Regions from separate parts of the Mus musculus genome. Here region 1 is linked to region 2. The links are chromatin loops, found by intact Hi-C in ENCODE. Cell type or tissue: gastrocnemius. All regions are shown on one strand. Each heading gives the region's core, and the rest is flanking DNA. Links, peaks and the distances in the headings are about the cores only. Region 1 has its middle 40 kb from the start of Gm29895. Region 2 overlaps Arhgap10 (Rho GTPase activating protein 10).

Region 1 (7,887 bases), core at 1,199-6,198, 590 kb after region 2:
GTGAATACAGAATACAATTACAGATCCCAGAAGCATCTACTGCATGCTCACCTGAAATAACAGGATACATTAAGTACCATCTGACATCTCTGGAAATGAGCAGTCCACTCAGCTGTTCCTTTTTAATCTCCTCATGATGATGCCTTTGATTTCAAGGGAATTCCATATGAAGAATTACTTCTACAGAGCTGTCAGCCTGCCAATCAAAAGATCTTGACCTTGTGTGCAATTAAATGGCCATTGTCTTCAGCCCAGGACTGCAAACTGGAGTACAGCTTCATGAGCGTCGTTTCTCAGTTTGGCTTTTTGAGGAGCCAGAACCTTGATTTTAAGGGTCAGGAAGGTTCTCCCAGGTGGAGGCATCTATGTGTCACCAGACTTGGAGGAACGTTTTATAACATTTTATGAACTGACAAAAGCCCATGGGCTCTTCTAGGCTGGGTGAGTGTTACATAAGTCCTATATCCACACAAACAAAAAGATAAATGAAGTATTGGTCAAGTGGTCAAACCTGTAGATTGATAATTTAACATATATTTATGCATGCATAATCACACAGAGAAATAGAAGAGTGGTAGAGAATGTGTGAGTGAGATTTGGAGTGTTGCTGTGACATCCCACATCTTGTTGCATAGCAATGCCTTGACATGTAAATAAGAAAACAGGTTGTATCCCAATCTGCTCTGAATTCCTCCTGCGTGCATTCTGTCAGAGTTCCTGACAGAATGTGAGCTCCAGATGAGCAGACCTTCTGTCTACTTCATTTACAGATGTGTCCCGAGTACCTAGAACAGTGCTCAGCACTGTTCTATGGATGACAGTCTGCACTCTCAGAGGAGATCCCTGGTGCTCACTTGGTTTGTGCCGGACTGCTGCTGTCCTGTGCTGTATGTGTTGGACTGTTGTTCTTACGTGTCAGAGTCTGTTGGAGTGGGTTGTGTTCTTAAGATCCGTCTTTATCACTGTTTGTCTAGGGTTTACAGGTCTCTGACATCTGCTCTGAACAAAACCTCTGCCTGCCTTACTCAGCCACACAGGAATGCCATTGTTACATTTTCTTCTGCTCCAGTCCGTTCCTGGTGCTAGGAATGCCTTTCTGTAATAGATTCCCTGGCATCATATGGTAACGAAAGGGTGCTTTAAAGAATGCTAATTTAAACCGCTCTTTAACTTGCATGTTTTCAGTGTGGGCAGTGAGGGAGGAGGTTTGAAGCAAGACAGCTGTGAGGTTTGCCTAGCAGCTGAATGCTGCATGGATTAGCTGGCTCCTTCTTTTCTGGTAGTGGGTAACCCCTTAAAGGAACATGCCCTGGCTGGGGAAAGGCACACCTGTGTGTAGCCAAAGGGAAGAGTTTTAAAGATGGGGCACAGTTTTCTGCACCACCAGCTTTGCACTCAAAAAGTGATACTGCTAAGAAGTTTAGAAAAATGGGGGTGAGATGGGGGTGGGTGGGAGGGGGCATTGCATCCATTCAGCTTTTCTGTGGACCAAGCCACGAATCTGGGTATTTCTCCATGAGCAATTACCATCTGAGGTTTAGAAACCACAAAGCTGCTGGGTAGAAAAAGAAGCTCAAACGCAGATAAGTGACCCATGATGGCTTGTGGGAACCTGACATCTCTCTTTAAGAATGGTTCCTGAGATGCCTGGCCTTCCCGTGTTCTGTGACTTTGTGCTTAGAGGTGTAAAAGGGTTCATTTCAGCGAGCCTGTGCTCTGTTGGCAGTTCAGCTGGCCTCGATGCTCGCCAAAGTCCGGATCCATTTGAATTTTCCTTTCTGTTCTCTTTTGGGTTACCGTTCTGTTGGAAGTATCGCATGACTCTAAATGACACTGTATTTCCAGAAACTAGACTTGAAGTAGCTGACAATTTTTTTAAGATTTATTTATTTATTTTATGTAAATGAGTATACTGTAGCCTACATGTGGTTACTGGGAATTGAACTCAGGGCCTCTGCTTGCTCCAGTCCCACTCTGTCCAGCCCAAAGATTTATTTATTATTATTATATGTAAGTACACTGTAGCTGTCTTCAGACACACCAGAAGAGGGTGTCAGATCTCATTACAGATGGTTGTGAGCCACCATGTGGTTGCTGGGATTTGAACTCAGGACCTCTGGAAGAGCAGTCAGTGCTCTTAACGGCTGAGCCATCTCTCCAGCCCAGCTGATCAATTTTTTTTAAACTGCACGTATTGGATGTGTTGTTATTGCTACTGAGAAGAACAGTGACTATTATTGATGAATCTGTGGCATATTAAGGGACACAGTTGACCAGAGTAAATATGTCCAGTCGGAAGGTCTGGGAGCAGTTGGCAGACAATGGCAGATGTCTGCTCACTAGCGGGTCCAGTTGAGCTTGTGTAAACTCCGAACTCCCTGGAACTTTACACTATATCTTTGCCAATGATTTAAACATGCTTTTCTAGGGCCGTATTTTTCTATATGATCCATATAATCCTAGCGTGAATGCCATTCTTTTCTCAGACTCCTTTTATTACTCATTCATACAAGCACACATTTTATGTAGTTTACACAGTTCCACTGATGCTAGAAATATATTTCCTCAATTCCCTTTTCTTTCTTTATAATTCTGAAAATAGTGACTATGTCATTTGCGATTTTGTTTTGTAATCTTAATATTAAGCAGTTACTTTGCTTCTAAATCCTGCTGCTGTGACGAATTCTGTGAGCCATGTGACATCTTCATGTCAACAGCTCCTTCCCTGAGCCATGTGACATCTTCATATCAACAGCTCTTCCCTTGGCTCTGTACTTGATGGTTTTTGGGTGCAGGGCAGGCAAAACCCTCAAATGTGAGATTGTGGTTACAGAGGGTGCAAACATTGTTCAGGCCCCTAAAAGCTGTCCCGGAACTCAGTGCTTGCTTTTTTCATCTCTGAGATGTGTTTTTAGTAATATGTAATGTGTATTCAGTACAAGTTGGTCCCTGCTGTTGTTGTCACCATCACTGATGCTGTAGTTGTTGTTTTTAGCACACCTTTGTCTCCTTGGAGGAGATGGATATAGCAATACAACCTTGGTCATCAGACTGATCTGTATGCTTTTTGTTTTCTCTCCACATTTGCAAAATGTTTTCAGCTCTTTGTTTTTATTCCTTCTGAGTGCCGACAGCCCTCTTCTTACGACAGTGATCTCACTTTTCTCGGTTTTCTTCTCTTTTTTAATCAAGGACATTAGAGTATGTGAGGAAGGAAATACCATTGTCTCAGACTCTTGTCGTCTATTCAGGACGATGTAAAACTCTGACCTCTAGTGGCTGTGCGCTGTAGTTGCAAGCCAGGTCCCTCAAGTCTGAACCCAGGAAACAGCAGCCAGCTTCAGATCCGAAGGGATGAGCACCCAACGGTTTGAAAACTCTTTTGACACATCAGATGATTCCCCTTATGTCTGTCAAGACAGCCTTCTTCTTCTTTACCAAGGAGTTAGTTTATGTCTCCGCTTCCAAAAATACACCAATTTAAATAAATGATCTAAAGACAATACTCTCAAAATATGCTTTCCTCCAAAGCACCCTGCCCAGGACTACCACTGCCTAATGATGTAATCCAGAGACTTCAGAAAACAATAGACCACTAAATCTTAGGAGACCTTAGTGGGTCTAAACATCTTTAAATGAAATATTCCTTGGTTTCAAAAATGATAACATACAAAATGTAGTTAGTTATGTTCTAAAAACTAAAATCCTGAGAAGTGGTTCTGGGGTACACTGCTTTATCAATATGACGTGGGGAATCAATCCTATTGTGAGTTCACACGAAGCTCATGGAACACACGTGAGATATTTGTATGTTTTTAATGGTTGTGTAAAATGAGGTGCGATGAAGTTCGTTGGCTTATTTCTGTTAAATTTCCTTTGTTTTCTGGCTTTGATAAAATGAATGAGTGGATGGATAGGGCAAAGCGAAAGCTTCGTACCCAGGAGTGTGCCCAGGAGTGTGCAGCAGGGACACGGCCGGAGAAGCTGCTGAAGAGAGGCTGATGGAGCTCACCCAACTGTGTGCCTCCTTGCCTGCCGTGATGTAGGCTGGGGCGGTTACGGTTGGGGCGGTCTCAGCAACAGCTCAGCGTTTCCTGCTGTTCCCACACAGATCTCACCTCACTAAGTGGGCACCGGTGTTTCTTATTGCCTCCAGTTGGGAAACTTGTCCTTTGAGACTCAGTTCATTAACCCTCCTCTACTTGTGTACAGTTGGACCTGACTTCAAACAGGTAGAATTAATGCCTTCTGGCAAGAGAACCTCTACATTTTACTATGATTAGCTTCAAAATCAATCGCCTAAAGTCTGATTAATTTCTTTGAAAGCTTGCTAAATGGACTCTGTGCTTATAATATGTGAATTCAATTCTATATTGTGAGAGATCATTGCTGCGTGTATATAGTTATTGCACAGCTATTCCACAATAGCTGAAGAAAATTAATACTTCATTTTAAAATATTTTGACAATTACAGGTAGATTTTAATAAGCATGAGGCTCTTAGCATTGAGCAAACTTTGGAAAAATCAACAGTCAAAGTTTACTTTGTAATAACTGTGCTAAGCACAGTCTGACATCTTTTTTTTTTTTCCTTTTTTTGGTTAGATATTTTCTTTATTTACATGTCAAATGTTATCCCCTTTCCTGTTTTCCCCTGTGAAAGCCCCCCATCCCCTACCCCCTACCAACTCACCAACCCACCCACTCCTGCTTCCTGGCCCTGGCATTCCCCTACACTGGGGCATAGAGCCTTCACAGGACCAAGGGTCTCTCCTCCCATTGATGACCTACAAGGCCATCCTCTGCTGCATATGCAGCTAGAGCCACGAGTCCCACCATGTGTGATCTTTGGTTGGTGGTTTAGTCCCTGGGAGCTCTGGGGGTACTGGTTGGTTCTTGTTGTTGTTCCTCCTATGGGGTTGCAAACCCCTTGAGTCCTTTCTCTAGCTCCTCCATTGGGGATCCTATGCTCAGTCCAATAGTTGGCTGAGAGCACCCACCTCTGTATTTGTCAGGCACTGGTAGAGCCCCTCAGGAGACAGCTCTATCAGGCTCCTGTCAGCAAGCACTTGTTGGCATCCATAATAGTCTCTGGTTTGGTGACTGTATATGGGATGGATCACAGGTGGGGCAGTCTCTGGATGGCCTTTTCTTCAGTCTCTGCTCCACACTTAGTCTCTGTAACTCCTTCCATGGGTATTTTGTTTCCCCTTAAATGGAGGACCGAAGTATCTACACTTTGGTATTCCTTCTACTTGAGATTCATGTGGTCTGTGAATAGTATCTTGGGTATTCCAAGCTTCTGGGCTAATATCCACTTATCAGTGAGGGCATATCATGTGTGTTCTTTTGTGATTGGGTTACCTCACTCAGGATGATATTTTCTAGTTCCATCAATTTGCCTATGAATTTCATAAATTCATTGTTCTTAATAGCTGAGTAGTACTCTATTGTGTAAATGTACCACATTTTCTGTATCCATTCCTCTTTTGAAGAACATCTGGGTTCTTTCCAGCTTCTGGCTATTATAAATAAGGATGGGTCCTCATGTAGTACTATGTCCAATTTTCTGAAGAACCACCAAACTGATTTCCAGAGTGGTTTTACCAGCTTGCAATCCCACCAACAATGGAGGAGAGTTCCTCTTCCTCCACATCTTTGCCAGCATCTGCTGTCACCTGAGTTTTCAATCTTAGCCATTCTGACTGGTGGGAGGTAGAATCTCAGGGTTGTTTTGATTTGCATTTCCCTGATGACTAAGGATGTTGGACTTTTTTTAGGTGCTTCTCGGCCATTTGAGATTCCTCAGTTGAGAATTCTTTGTTTAGCTCTGTATCCTATTTTTTTTTAAATAGGGTTATTTGGTTCTCTGGAGTCAAACTTTCTGAGTTCTTTATATATAGTGGATATTAGTCCTCTACCAGATGTAGAGTTGGTAAAGATCTTTTCCCAATCTGTTGGTTGCCATTTTGTCTTATTGACAGTGACATTCTGACATCTTTTACAGGAACATTTTTACAATATCTCATTTTACAGACTAAAAAAAAAAATGCATAGCAATGTGGACCAACAGCACAGTAAGTGGCCGAGTGAGTACTGAAACCCATACAACCTGATTCAAAGATTATGTCTTATACCTGGTGTGAATTAGGAATATGGATTGACCATATGCCATGGGCCATTCCTCAAACCATTCACACAGCAAGGCTGGGGAGAAGGGAGGCTCACTGGGGTGGGGGATGCTTGCTGTAGACACAAAGAGCTTAGTTTACATCTTCAGAGCTCTGTACTGCCAGGTGTGGGCATCTAATCCCAGAACTTCTGCAGCAAAAGGGGAGGAAGAGACAAAGAAGCCCCTGGATGCCCAAGGTAGCCAGCTTACACAGCAGCTAACAAGGTGGGAGGCAAGGCCAGTGCCTGAGGTCTTTGACCTACACACACACACACACACACACACACACACACACACACACACACACACCATGGCAAGCACAGGGTCCTGACAGATATTCATGGCCCTCTAGCACTCAACTTCCAAGAAAACCAGCTCATTCAACTCGATTCTCCAGATTCACTTGGCTCCAATCCCCTTTTGAACAATACTTATTTTGACCATTGCAAGAAAATAGATTGGATTTAGCAGAGAGCTAGAGTTATTATATATATAAATATACTGTAAACGTAACAGTTTACATGGAATAATTCTCATAAACATCTTTAACAAATGCTAACAATTTAAACAAGAGTTTCTAGAACACAGAATTTTGGGATTAGTTTGTGATGCTCTTTAAGGGGCTCCCATGTCTTACGTTAGACATAAAAACAATAGTTTGGGAACATTTAAAAGGATGTGCAATGTTTTAACACAATATTTGCTTGGAAAAGATCTTTTTTTCCTGGTTGCTACCTTCTTGAGCCAAATGCACTCACTTCCAGACTGATCACCACAGAAATATTGTAAAGAAGGTATAGAGAGATAATGTTCTCAAATGCAATAATAGTAAACCATAGTTTTGGTCCATTTAAGAGTAATTGACTTGGATCAATGGAGAATACAAAGACATTAGTTATTAGACTATAAATGGCATAACTATTGTCAAAGCTATGATGGACAGAGATTACAAAGCCTTTGATAAAATTGAGCCTATTTCTATATACAGCATAGGTGTGAGCTAGAACTCCAAGAATAATTCCTGGAGATCATTAGTACCATCTCAAGCTACTTACCAAGATTATACTTCATCCTCTGCAAAAAAAGAAAATCAAACAGTAGTGCCCAAAGACATTCTTATCTTAAAGCAATTTCAGGAACAAAACACAAGGCCAGAACTGAGCAATAATAAAAGATACTAAGAGAATGAATGTTATCATGATTGACTTAGCGTTATCATGTTAATTAATCCAAAAAAGCGAAAGGAAGTCATCTAGGAGATCTTAAGATGTGGGGAGATGAGGTAAATATGTCAATACATCTCCATGAGTTTTAAGCATTAAATAACTCCAATGTAAAACCCAGAGTTTCTTTTTATACTGGGATTATTAGATGGAACAACAACAAAAAATAATGTTAGGAAAAGCTGCAGCATTTTATGGAGGAAGAGTAATGGATGGGAGAAAACGTGATCAGTTACTAAAGCTTGATATAAATTCCTAACACTTAAAATGACATAGCTGTAGAGAAGAACAAACAGACGAATGGAAAAATGTGTGTGTGCGTTAGTATGTGCCTGTGTGTCTGTATGTGCATGTGTGTGCGCACATGTGCATGCCTATTTGTGTGTATGCATGCAAGTGTGTGTGTGTGTGTGTGTGTGTGTGAGAGAGAGAGAGAGAGAGAGAGAGAGAGAGAGAGAGAGAGAGAGAGAAACCGTGCATTGTAGAATGGTAT
Region 2 (7,887 bases), core at 964-5,963:
GTTCTGAGCTCCGTGCTCTTGGCTTTGTGTTTCTAGTTCAGGATACAAACCCTCAGCTCTGCTATGCTCCAGCTGCTACGCCTGCCACCTCTGCTATGCCATCAGAGACGCCAACTTTCAGGAACCCAAATAAGAGCCCAAATAAGCTCTTTTGTCTATAAGTTACCTTGGTCATCATAATAGAACTAAGACGCCCTCAAATAAGCCTTGGAAGGGAGGGGCAAAGCAGGGGTGGGGGAGGATTCCAAGTGTCGACCACCTTAACTCAGTAAGGTTTATCCATCTCAGCCATGACATCACTCAGAACAAAAGAAGGCAGAGGAGACAGCATGAGAGGATTTCACCTTACAGAAACAAACAAAACCAGAAAAGTATAGTTCCCAAGACAGACAGACTGGCAGGCGGGCGGGCAGGCGGACGGACAGACAGACAGGCAGGCGGACCTCACTAAAACCTCATATCCTCTCAAGAGTTCTATACATATGGAGGATGAGGAGGAAAAGAAAGAGTGGGCTGGCAGATCCAGGAGAATCACTGATCAGGCCTTAAGACTCCAAAACACAGCAAATGAGAATCTCTGGACTCCTCAGACTCCTGGAGTCAGAGACAAGGTTTGCCAGTAGTGCCAAATCCCAGGCTTACCAATTAAGAACTTGTGAAATCTGAGACTAAGCAGCACAGGTCTGTGAGCAAGCGTCCTCTGGAGGGTCTGAGAGAAGGAAGTGACCTCCCTGCACCCCAGTGTCACAGATGTTAGGACAGCTGTCTGCTCCCGGTGGAGGAAGTCATTTATCACAGTAACGAGCACAGGGAAAGGAGTCGTTGTTATTCTTCTATAGTTAAACAGGAGACCCCACACTCTTACCTACTTCATCTATCACCTGGAGGCTTCCTGATAATCCCGACACCCCTCCTGCTTTCTCTGCCAGGACTTCTAGGATGGCGTCACAAAAGTGCAAAGCGAGCTTTCTAAAATATCCTTTCATTTTGATACAATTTCCTTTCCTTTGGGGAAAAAACACTCTTTCTAAAAGCCATCTTGCTACTTTCTTGCTTTCTATTTATTACTCCAGATTACAGAAAAATGGGTAAAAAGCAAATCCCTTAAGGAAAGCCCAGCCATTTTTACAATATAAAAGGCATAGCCAGATGGGGCTGGAAATAGCTTGCTTTCATTTTTAAATAAGATTACCTCTCTTTCTGAGCATAAGAGTCATTTTAAATTTAATTATTTTACTGTAATAAAATTCTAAACAGCTGACAAAATTAACTATAATGTCATAAAGATATCTAACCTTAAAATTCAGTTTTATCATTTCAGTGTGGTTGGTATTAAAAAATAAAATATAACCAGGGTTTTCTTTCAGAAATGTGTGGCTTTATACAGTCAGTATCTGCCCTTATTTAAAAAAAATTAAAAACCACAAGAGAATAAGATGAAAAAAAAAAGAGAGAGAGAGAATAAGATGAATAGCCGAAAAAAAGAAGTAATGACGGTCCTTTCGAGGGAGAGCCTATGGCGCGTGGCTGAAGTGGAGAAGGTGGCTGAAAGCAGAGACAAGGCAGGAGCGTGGGGCTCACACTCGTGCTCTACAGCAGCAGCCAGGGGGAGGCACGTGCAACACACACATGCAAGCGTGCACACGTGAGGGCACACGCACACACACACCCATGGTCCTGAAAATGAGGGCAAAAGAACAACTTCCAAATGAGTGACACCCAAGAAGCCTCAGAGAGCAGAATAAAACTGAGGGATATTTATAAGGTAGCTAGAATAGAGAGAGGATTTGGGGCAATTCCTGATGAATACATATCTCTGAATTCCAAAATATATAGGAAAAAATGTTTCCTCTCCAGAAAGTCCTTGCCCACTCTACTCACAATAAAGGACGGGTGTTGCTGTCAGCCGTGCAAGCTCTCAGCTCACCACGTATTACCAAGGCATAATAAGTAAATATATCTCCCCTCTGCGGGTTTTGCTCACCAGCATCTCATGCCTCGCTCGACATGGCTCAGTCCCTGGAGTCCCTCTTTGCCACAGGTACATTATAAAAGGAAGGAATGTGAGGACGGCTGACCAGAGCCCCAGGAGATGCTGGGTTCCTGTGTCATTCCAGAGCCTGGGCTAAATCGAGATGGCTTCCCTGGCAGGAGGCTGTACTGTCACACAGGGCCTGTGACACAGGGTCTCAGGACAGGCTTAATGTCCTATGATATAACAGGAGGGAAGGCCTGAGAGAGCATCGCATGTGGCTCAGGCTGCTCTCAAAATCACTACATAGCCTTGAACTCCTGATCCTCCTGCCTCCACCTCCCACTGGGATGACAAGCAAGAAACACCACACTGAGTATCAATACCCACCATCTTGAAAGTCTTCATTGTTTTTAATGTGGGGTTCTGTTCTCATTTTACACGAGTCCCATAATACATACATCAGGCCTAACTGGGGTTCTCATCTGGTCAGCCCTGAAGTTGACAAATAAAGTCTAGAACAGCGGTTCTCAGCCTATAGGCCACCACTCCAGGGGTCAAAGGGCCCTTTCACAGGGTTGCCTAAGACCATCAGAAAACACAGATATTTGCATTAGGACTCATAACAGTAGCACAATTACAGTTATGAAGTAGCAAAGGAAATAATTTTATGTTTCAGGTCACTACAATGTGAGGAACTGCACTAGCAAAGTAGAGAACCCCTGGTCTAAGAAAAAAAAAAAAGGTTAATTCTATAATTATATACCAGTTGGGAATGGGGATCAGTCTATAATCTTCTCAACTAGTCTCTCTTCACAAGTTGTTTTATAGCCTACAAGTTACTCTGAAAAATAATTCATTTCATTAAACTTTCTAGTGGGCTGAAGAAATGTCTGCCATGCAAATATAGAGCTGTGAGTTTGAATTCCCTAGCACCTACATAAAGATCTATCCCCATGTCTGTAACACTGTAGGGGCAGAGATCACAGGATGGTGGGACGGGTGAGACTGGAGCTCTCTAACCAACCAGCCCACACAATTGGTGAGCCTCCCATTCAATGAGAGACTGTGTCTCAGAAGATCAGGCAACTGAGAGAGGCAACTGAGAGAGACAGAAGTGAGCAGCCTCTGGCCTGCACATAAACCACACGTACAGAAAAAGTAAGTCCCCTACCATCGGAACAATGTTGAAGTGGACTGGAACACATGAGGCGTGTCTCTGGTTGTTAGTGTCGCACTCACAGGCCAACTGAGCCCCTGAGAGTCCTTTTCTCCTCCCCTGAGATTATGGCACAGTTCGCCAATTGGCTTTGCATGGGTCCTGGGATTCGAACTCAGGGTCACACGGCAAACACTTTACCCACTGAGCCATCTCAGCCTAAAGCAATCATAGCAATCATAGTAGGAATCTCCAAACGTCATTTTTCATCATCAGGTTGAACAAAGGACAGCAAGGAAAACTGGCAGCTGTGGACACAGATACATCAGAGAGCATGCCCAAAATGTAGGGACGGAGAAATTCCATAAGCCAGTCTGGGGAATGAAAAACCATGACTGACGGTCAGTCAGGAACGCCAGGTGGAAGGCCAGGATAGCGGGTTGTTACACAACAACTCAGAGCTAACATAACCAAGTTTACCCCAAGAATTTGCCCCAGAGAGCCAAGGAAGGGCCTCCAAAGGGCAGAATTCCTGGAGCCTCATCAGCTTCAGAGCCATGTGTTACACCAAAGTTGACCACTAGATGGCAACACATCCCCACTTTCTCAGTATACCAGCCTGGTCTTAATAAGATTTTGAGACCAGAGTAGAAAAAGAGCTGCACCCCAAACATCTTTTAAATACCAGAAGGCTTTCCTTTCCTTACATTCTGAATGTTGATTTGTAGTTCCATCTTGTAGTGATTGAAGTCTTTGGAAAGCTCGTGGCCTTGATGATAGAAAGTGAACATTCCCTGAAAGAAGGACAGCATCTATGACAAAGGAGAGGAGCGTTAGTTAGTGCATGCAAGGAAGGAAGCAAGCAACGCCTGCATCAAAACCACCATCCAGAGCACTGCCATCCGGAGCACCCAACCACCTCCCTGTCTGTCACGTCCTGAAATGAAAGTAGTTCCAAAGAAGTCACTAGAAATTAAATAACTGTAAATAGGTGGTCTGTACAGAAAATTATGAACAAGTTGTGAGTTCAAATTCCCTAGCACCCACATAAAGGTCTATCGCCATGCCTGTAACAGAGTGGGGACAGGGGTCACGGTATGGCGGGGGGGCTGTGCCCCTCACTGGGGTGAGGAGGAAGCTGTGCCAACAGGGCCTCCCAACGGTTTAGATGTTTCTCTAGACTTTCCCTAGCTGTGTCCACCCTTGACAACCTGTGAGGTCTCCCTTAGTGTTTTCACAAGGATCCACAGCAACGAGTGTCCTGCTACTCACAGGCTCCACAAACTCGAACTTCTTTCTTTCTTGGATTTCCTGGAGCTTGCACACATATTCAAGCGAGAGCTCGTAGAAATGCTGCCGGTTCTGCTCCACTTGGAGGTCGGCCTGTGTTAAAACAAGCACTGTGAGTTGACCCCACGGCAGGGAGCTATCAAGCTGGAGGTCAATGGCCTGGTGCTGGCCGTGGTGCGGGGCTTTTATAAACTTGTGTTAGAACTCATGTCTTACTCATTGTTACTCTCCTGCCACAGCAGGACAGAGCCACTGCTACAAGGACATACAGAAAAGTCTTCCCAAACTCTAGAGAAGAGCTTGATGACCCTCAAAGACTGAAGATTAAGGAAAACACTTCTTCCTGGAACAGTCAAAAGCCCCGTCGACACCACCTGCACACACACACACACACACGCGCACGCATCCACACACAGGCGCACACACACTACACACGATGAAATATAACAAAAGGGGACAAATCATATTGGGTAACATGAACAGCTATAACGCCAGCACTTGGGAAGCTACGGCAGGAGGACATGTCCAGGGCTAGACTGGACTACACAGCAAGATCGTGGCTTTAAAAAAAAAAAAGGAAGCAGATCCCGGTATGGCACACATGGATGGACTCTTAGGCTCTCAGATGAAAGGCAATGCACATCAGACATAAAAAGAGAAACTCCTACACATGAGGGAGCTACGACAGACCAGCAGAATGACAGAAGGACGGACGGTAGGGCTGGGAGCCCAGGGGAAGTCACGGCTTCCCAGTCAGGGCTTCTGCTTGGCTAGGCACAAAGGTCTGGAGACTGGTGGGGAACGGCTACACAGCCAGGTAAAGCAGTTAGCCAATGCCTGCGCAATATTCGAATGGCTAAAATAAACTGGAAGAAGATAAATATTTTCCAACACATTTTCAGAAGTTTATAAAAACAAGTGTAGTATTTGTCTGGTACTTTTAATTGAAAGTCTTTGAGTAACATAAAGTTTAAATGTCAAGTGAGCAAAATAAGAGCTTCTACCTAAAAGCCATGACGTTTTGTGTCTCATTATTCACCTACCAACAGTATAACCCAAAGCCAAAACCCTTAATCCCGCTGAGCAGTTAAACTGTGGAGTTGAAAGCAGTGGTTGGCTCACGTGACGCTCATGAGGCATCACTGCCTGCAGAGCGGAGAGTCATGCCCTCACGTGTCCTCGGTATGACTTGCCCTCACTCTGCTGAGCACCTTGCATCTGAACGTTCTGAGCAGCCAGAGCGGCTGGGCCCTCCACTGTATGATTCCCTCTCCAGATTCCCGAGCTCACAGTGAGCTCGCCACAATATTCCAAGTGTACATAGGAGCACAGAACGATTCGAGTCTACAATGCACTAACTTTTCCCGCCATGTTACGATTTGGACATGGCCTACATATGCCCTGTAAAGCCTGGCCTCTGACACGTCATTCTTGGGGGTGATGGAATCTTCAAGAAACGAGGCCTGCTCCGGGGTCATGGAGGCACTACTGTTGGAGGGATTAAGATCTCATGGAAGTGGACGAATTCCCACGAGACTACATTGTGTTAAGAAGCCTGGTACCTCCCCTGAATCTCTTACATAAACACTGTCACATGAAGCACATGACCACAGTGAGGACCCCATCAAAGCCAAGCAGACGCCAATGTCATACTCTCAGCTCTCCAGAACTATGAGCTAAATAAATCTGTTTTGTTTATAAACTCTCCATCCATAGGAGTTTTATAACAATACAAAATGAGCTTGCACACACAGTAAGCAAAAGCTGAATGAATGAATGAATGAATAAACAACTGTGTATTATAATCCAATTGTAATTCTATACATGCAGAAGACAGGAGATCAATCTCATGCAATATTACTAAAATATTATTTCTTTAGTGATATTTAAACTGAAATAGTATCCTTTGTCTCCTGGGGGAAAACAAGCATTAAAAACCAAGAAGGATGTAATCTTCTCCCAGAGCCAGTATGTGTTGTAGTACAGAGGCTGTCTAGAACTCAGGAACGTGGGTGGTGGGTGGAGGTGAAGGTCCTTGTGTCTGAGACCCACAAGGCGGGAGCAGCAGCTTCGAGGAGAGATACAAAAATGACCAACACCAGGCATGCTGCAACAGCCCTACTCTCCTCGTATCAACACCAGGCACGCTGCTGCAACAGCCCTACTCTCCTCGTATCAACACCAGGCACGCTGCTGCAACAGCCCTACTCTCCTCGTATCAACAAGAGGGCAGAATGGCTTACAAGTCTCTGCGCTCTTTAGGGTCTACATGATGAACAAGAGAGCTGTTTTCAAGTGGGCATCTGTACGACTGTGAAGAGTAGAGAGAGCAAAACAGAAATGAAACTGGAAGTGCCGTCTTCAGCGCCTCTTCAAGCTCAGGACTTGCAGTTTACTCATCTCTGAGACTGATGACACTGCCAAAGCCATACCTCACTGTGCACACATCCTGTTTGTGGTTCTCGCTCTGACAGCACTATTCTAGGCAGAATGGATAGAGGACTCTGAACTGTAGCCTTCAGAGGGCATACGGTCACTGAAGGGAGCCATGCAACACTACCTAGGAAGCGTAAGAACAATAAGCCAGAAGAGGAGGCCGTGTGGACAGAGAGCTGGAAGGAGCTCTGATCTGTTATGCATTGTAATGCTAAATACTGGCCCTGGCTGCCCCAGGGACGAGGAGACCCTTATGGCATCCAGGTGCTGCTAGGAAACCTTGCTCCTTTAGCTGCTGGGCAGGAGAGGTGGGTTCCGGGGGTTGGGGGTCTGAGGAGAGGACCACAGGGGAGAGAAGATACTGTGGGATAAGGGATCATGAGAACTGACCAATCAGAGTAAGAGCTGCCCAGCCAGCCATGGCAAATCATATCGCAGGGTTACTGGCAGGGACGTAGTCATAATAAACAGCATAGATTCTGGGTAGTATCTGCCCAGCTCTGGTGCTTTAAAGGTTTATGATAAATATAAAGGTTGAGTGCCTTTTATCTGGGAACCTAGTGATCAAAAGTAGGGTAGAAACCCCGATTGAAATTAATTATTACCATAACACACATGACCTGAGTAGAAGCTATTTGAGCCAGTATCTGAAGGAGACACACATGTGGATCTGAGTTAAGACATAGTAGGCAGGGGTCAGGGTATGCCTCTGTGGTAAAGGGTGCAAGCCCCAGAAAGAAACGGGCTTACTCTGAGCAGGTGTGCAATGCATGGCACAAAGAGTCCTGGGCAGGTGTGCAGTGCATGGCACACAGGGTCCTGAGCAGGTGTGCAAGTGCATGACACATGAGGTCCTGGGCAGGTGTACATTGCATGGCCCTATGGCTTCTGAAGTCACCATCTCCAGGGCTTTCAAAGAGGAATGAGAAGGGGCCACGTGCTGGTGGAAGGAGGTGGAGTGTGGGGGCCGAGGCTGCCTCCTGCATTATACACGAGAAACGTTTAGAACAAGATGTCTAATTAAAGTGAT

Evidence for each region. Peaks named below come from ENCODE experiments on the same cell type or tissue, not always from the same donor. Only the 100,000 strongest peaks of a DNase experiment are listed, where the experiment ranks them.
Region 1: it touches region 2 in a loop (5-fold over the local background); 16 of 42 quality-filtered maps call a loop at or near these places.

The regions. Positions count from the first base shown.
Region 1 is chr8:78,001,068-78,008,954 of GRCm38, forward strand. No RefSeq gene overlaps it. Among named protein-coding and RNA genes, the nearest start is that of Gm29895, 40 kb to the right of the region's middle. In gastrocnemius, for the core only: a CTCF peak has its summit at 3,281 (motif pointing left); a DNase peak (open chromatin) is centred at 3,287.
Region 2 is chr8:77,416,234-77,424,120 of GRCm38, forward strand. It overlaps Arhgap10 (Rho GTPase activating protein 10), which reads right to left. Exons shown (of 23, transcript NM_030113.2): 6 at 4,404-4,514; 7 at 3,839-3,943. Among named protein-coding and RNA genes, the nearest start is that of 0610038B21Rik, 97 kb to the right of the region's middle. In gastrocnemius, for the core only: a CTCF peak has its summit at 3,705 (motif pointing right); DNase peaks (open chromatin) are centred at 3,705 and 4,206; H3K27ac peaks cover 1,504 bases.